Regions from separate parts of the Mus musculus genome. Here region 1 is linked to region 2. A link is a loop called in an ENCODE intact Hi-C map of the cell type or tissue named here. Cell type or tissue: gastrocnemius. All regions are shown on one strand.

Region 1 (2,500 bases), 69 kb after region 2:
GCAGCTGGGATGATATTTCACTGTAACTAAAGAACTCTAGATGAGGGGCTGGAAAGATGGCTCAGTGGTTAAGAGCACTGGCTGCTCTTCCAAAGATCCTGAGTTCAAATCCCAGCAACCACATGATGGCTCACAACAACCCCGAACAAGATCTGACTCCCTCTTCTGGGGTGTCTGAAGACAGCTACAGAGTACGTACATATAATAAATAAATAAATAAATAAATAAATAAATAAATACTTCTTTAAGAACTCCAGGTGTGTTAAAAGAATGAAGAAGGTAACAAGACAACAGCCTCACCTATGGACAGCAGTCTTATGGAATCCTAGGTCATTTTCAGGACTGCTATGCATTGCCTCTTTCAGTACTAGGACAGCATTCTAAGGGAGCAATAGGCAATTTCCACCATCCTGATGAACACACGAGGAGCTGATAGGATTACTGCCCAGAGCTCCACGGCAAATATTGACAGGGCCAGAATTAAAGTCTGTCTGACTCAAAAATCAACTGTTTTACTGTTGACTTTTGAATGCTTGAAATTTAGACGTTAATTTCCAAGATAAACTTAGGACTGACTATATGAAAATTGTTGGATTCAGAAACTCAAGAGTTCTCGAAAGGACTAAAACATGGCTTTGTCTGCAAGGACTTTGCAATCTGGTAAGTCTGGGAGATGCAAGGAACTAATAAAGTACTAAGTGCCCTAGTAAGTAGGGTATAAAACATCCTAACTGGTGAAACGGCTCGGGAGCACTCCAGGGGGATGATGTAGAAACTATTTAACTCTGACCCGGGGTGTCTACTCTTTGATCACTCAGTCTCCGGATAAAAGACACACACAACCTTTATATTTACAGTAAGCCTTAAACAGTAGAGGAGCTGGGCAGACATCTACTCTGTATGCTACTAGAATCTACTTTCCTGTGGATAACCCTGAGTTATTATATTTTATTTTATATAACTTATTATATTTCGTCTGGGCTGCTCTTAGCTCCAGTTGGCCAGCTCTCATGCTCACATTTTCTTGACTCCCAACCCACAGCATCTTCCTCCTCCTCCTTCACCTTCTACTCTGTTTGTGTCTCCTCCTTGACCCCCCCCCCCCCCAAGCCCAGGAAACCTAAACCCTGCCCGTGTCTCTTCTGCCCAAGTATAGGAGTCCTTTATTCACCAATCAAAAATAACTTGGAGGCAAGGTCACATAGCTCCCTTGTCTTAGCACTACAATACACAGTAAAAGACAAAACCTCAACAGAGGAAGTCTCTAGTGGAGATGCAGGCTGAGGTTAAGAAGCTAACTGACACAGTGGAGCAAAGGTGAGGGGGAAAGGGCGGAGCAATGGGTGGGGAGAAGCATGTTTGGAAGGTAGGGGTGGAGATGGCTGATGTAAGTTGACCAGGAAACTGGACTGAGTCCTGAGAGACCTGTTCTCACCTTCTGAAGTGACTGCAAGAACACTGAAGTTGCGTGAATTCTGCCTTTAAATGGAAAAGACATTAAGATCTAGAATACATGGGCTGAACAAGAACCTGTCCTTGCTATGTGCCAGCGACTGGTAGAAGCACTTTAACCTTTACAAGCACCTCCGAGAAACATAGTTCTACTATGTCCGTTTGACACTGGGGAAAGCCAGGCACAGAGGGATCAAATAACATACTGCGAATCATTCAGCTAACTACCGGCTGAGTCGAGATTTGAACCCATCATGGCCAGTTCCAGAAAAGAGAGAAAATTAAAAAAAAAAAAAAAGTCAAGTTAAATTTCATTTAAAATTTCCCCGTGTGCAAATGGGCTCAGGAGCTGACTCCTGTGGACGTTTACCTCTCGCCCACCAGTGTTCCAATTCTCTTCTCTCTGGTGAACTGAGGGTGACACTTGTCAGTTGTGAACTTTCTTAGCTTCCCAGGGAGGTAGTACTTTAAAGCATCTCGTTTGACTCTCCTGGGGAGACACTCTACCCACCCAGTCACTATAGGGCACTAATGACAAGCCAAAGATTGCATCCAAGTTTGTCTTGATGGACCAGTGAGTTTATTGGGGTTGCTCACAGGAGCATAGGTGAGGAGTTAGCTATGGGAACATAGATGACTAAGCGTCAGGTGCAGCAGCAAACAGTTGACTCCAGCTTAGGTGACAGCTAATAAAAGCTGTATCCCTGAAGCCTATGCATGACTGGCAAGCAGACCTAGTGCTCAGATTGCCTTCGTCCAAGCAATTGCTACTGCACATAGAACCTTGGGGTAGGGGTTCTTGGGAGTCTTGTAAATTTTAGGAACTTCCTGGGTCTTGCATTGTAATTGCAGGATTTTTCACCTCTGCCCCCATTCTGGAAATAATGACTCTTGAGACTTATTATATATGACTAAGTGCTTCAGCCACAAGTTTTGGCTCATTCCTCAACGAGCTTGTAATTCAATTAAACAGTTTCTATCCTATAAGTGCCACAAGGCTGGTTACTTCCTCTCTGTTTCATGAGTCTGTCTTCTCAGAGGTCAGGGC
Region 2 (2,500 bases):
TAGCCCCAGAGGGGCCGCCAGGTGCACTGCTTGGGTGGGGCTGTGTCTCTAGAGGGAGGAAGGAATTGTTGTGACGATGAAACGCGCCCCAGCCCTGCCTCACACCAGTGAGAATGGCTAAGATCAAAAATTCAGGTGACAGCAGATGCTGGCGAGGATGTGGAGAAAGAGGAACACTCCTCCATTGTTGGTGGGATTGCAGGCTTGTACAACCACTCTGGAAATCAGTCTGGCGGTTCCTCAGAAAATTGGACATAGTACTACCGGAGGATCCAGCAATACCTCTCCTGGGCATATATCCAGAAGAAGCCCCAACTGGTAAGAAGGACACATGCTCCACTATGTTCATAGCAGCCTTATTTATAATAGCCAGAAACTGGAAAGAACCCAGATGCCCCTCAACAGAGGAATGGATACAGAAAATGTGGTACATCTACACAATGGAGTACTACTCAGCTATTAAAAAGAATGAATTTATGAAATTCCTAGCCAAATGGATGGACCTGGAGAGCATCATCCTGAGTGAGGTAACACAATCACAAAGGAACTCACACAATATGTACTCACTGATAAGTGGATACTAGCCCAAAACCTAGGATACCCACGATATAAGATACAATTTCCTAAACACATGAAACTCAAGAAAAATGAAGACTGAAGTGTGGACACTATGCCCCTCCTTAGAAGTGGGAACAAAACACCCATGGAAGGAGTTACAGAAACAAAGTTTGGAGCTGAGATGAAAGGATGGACCATGTAGAGACTGCCATAGCCAGGGATCCACCCCATAATCAGCATCCAAACGCTGACACCATTGCATATACTAGCAAGATTTTATCGAAAGGACCCAGATGTAGCTGTCTCTTGTGAGACTATGCCGGGGCCTAGCAAACACAGAAGTGGATGCTCACAGTCAGCTAATGGATGGATCACAGGGCTCCCAATGGAGGAGCTAGAGAAAGTACCCAAGGAGCTAAAGGGATCTTCAACCCTATAGGTGGAACAACATTATGAACTAACCAGTACCCCTGAGCTCTTGACTCTAGCTGCATATGTATCAAAAGATGGCCTAGTCGGCCATCACTGGAAAGAGAGGCCCATTGGACACGCAGACTTTGTGTGCCCCGGTACAGGGGAACGCCAGGGCCAAAGGGGGGGAGTGGGTGGGTAGGGGAGTGGGGGTGGGTGGGTAAGGGGGACTTTTGGTATAGCATTGGAAATGTAAATGAGCTAAATACCTAATAAAAAATGGAAAAAAAAAAAAAACAAAAAAAAAAAACAAAAAAAAACAAAAAAAAAAAAAAAAAAAAAAAAAAAAAAAAAAAGAAGCACTCTGCAAAGGGACAAAGCAGGAAGCCGCTGAGGCTGAGAAGGACGGACCAGGACAGCGCCCTCTAGTGGGACGTGGCTTCTAGATTAATAGGCCTGGCAGCAAGCTCGCTTTTGCTGGTTTTTAAAGCAGCAAAGGGTAATTTTCCCACGTGGATTTATGTTTGAAGATATCCCTAGAAGGTTTAAGCACAATTTCTGGTTGCTTTTAACAACTGGTAATCTCAACTCGGTATGCAATTCAAATGACGGCATTTTCTTTTTTTCAGAGAGCCAGATTAACTGAGCACTATATTCCAAATAGGCGTGTTGTAAAAGTAGTTTTTGCATTTTGGAGTAAAGTGTTTTAAAATATGCTTTTGTAATTAGATTATATTTAAAAAAACAAAACAAAACAAAAAACCTTATCTTTCCCACCTGGGCAGGGTTTAAACAAAGCCCAGGCAGTTTAAGGCTATTTTTAGTTCTGATTACTTATTCAGCTAAAATAATCCCAGGTTCAGCGGTTTATCTGGAGGAGGCACGACAGCTGGGCTCTCCCAGGCAGCCTCAGGTCAAAGCCTACGTCTTTATCAGGATCACGTGCTCTCCGCCTCCCCCGAGGACGGGAGGGAGAGCATACGAGGTGGCATGCTCTGTGACGCTAGTGTCGGTTTCACCAGCCTGGAGCCAGCAAAGTGGAGGAGAAACTGCTGATTCAGGGGCCTTCGATATGGCTGAGCTCACAGCAGGGAAAATAGGTCACTAATGACACGTGGCAAGAAGCCAAAAAAAAAAAAAAAAACCCAAAACAAAACAAAAAAACCCAGTGGCCAGGAGTTCTGAGAGGTCTGCCAAGGTCTGCCATGGGCAGGATCCATTGTCCTTGAATTCCAGAAAGAAAGCAGCGTGCTTTAATTTACTTAAAGTAGTCACAGGGCCACGGGACTCACGGGCTAAGACCATGATCTGGTCCCCCGTACACCGCGATGGCCCCAGAGTCCCTTCGCTTTGAGTTCTCAAGCTGAGACTATTGCTTGTTTTCCTCCGAGGCAGCAGGGGCAAAAGTGGCAATCTTAGCCTCCGTGCTTTCTTGTCCACTGAAGGGGTTCGCATCAGCGTGGCCTGAACCACGGCTGATCTTCGAGAAGCATCTCTCTGGTTCTAGGCAGAGGGTGTCCGGTGTGGTCCT

The links. Peaks named below come from ENCODE experiments on the same cell type or tissue, not always from the same donor. Only the 100,000 strongest peaks of a DNase experiment are listed, where the experiment ranks them.
Region 1: it touches region 2 in a loop (2.4-fold over the local background); 4 of 42 quality-filtered maps call a loop at or near these places.

What each region holds. Positions count from the first base shown.
Region 1 is chr10:118,996,077-118,998,576 of GRCm38, reverse strand. The region is part of intron 1 of Gm33624 (a long non-coding RNA gene); the gene reads left to right. Among named protein-coding and RNA genes, the nearest start is that of Gm33624, 9.9 kb to the left of the region's middle. In gastrocnemius, no CTCF peak of the experiment used is centred here; no DNase peak of the experiment used is centred here.
Region 2 is chr10:119,065,074-119,067,573 of GRCm38, reverse strand. Gm33861 (a long non-coding RNA gene) reads left to right here. Exons shown (of 4, transcript XR_380851.2): 4 at 1-169. Among named protein-coding and RNA genes, the nearest start is that of Gm33861, 9.9 kb to the left of the region's middle. In gastrocnemius, a CTCF peak has its summit at 1,424 (motif pointing left); DNase peaks (open chromatin) are centred at 1,393 and 1,960; H3K4me3 peaks cover 964 bases; H3K27ac peaks cover 1,177 bases.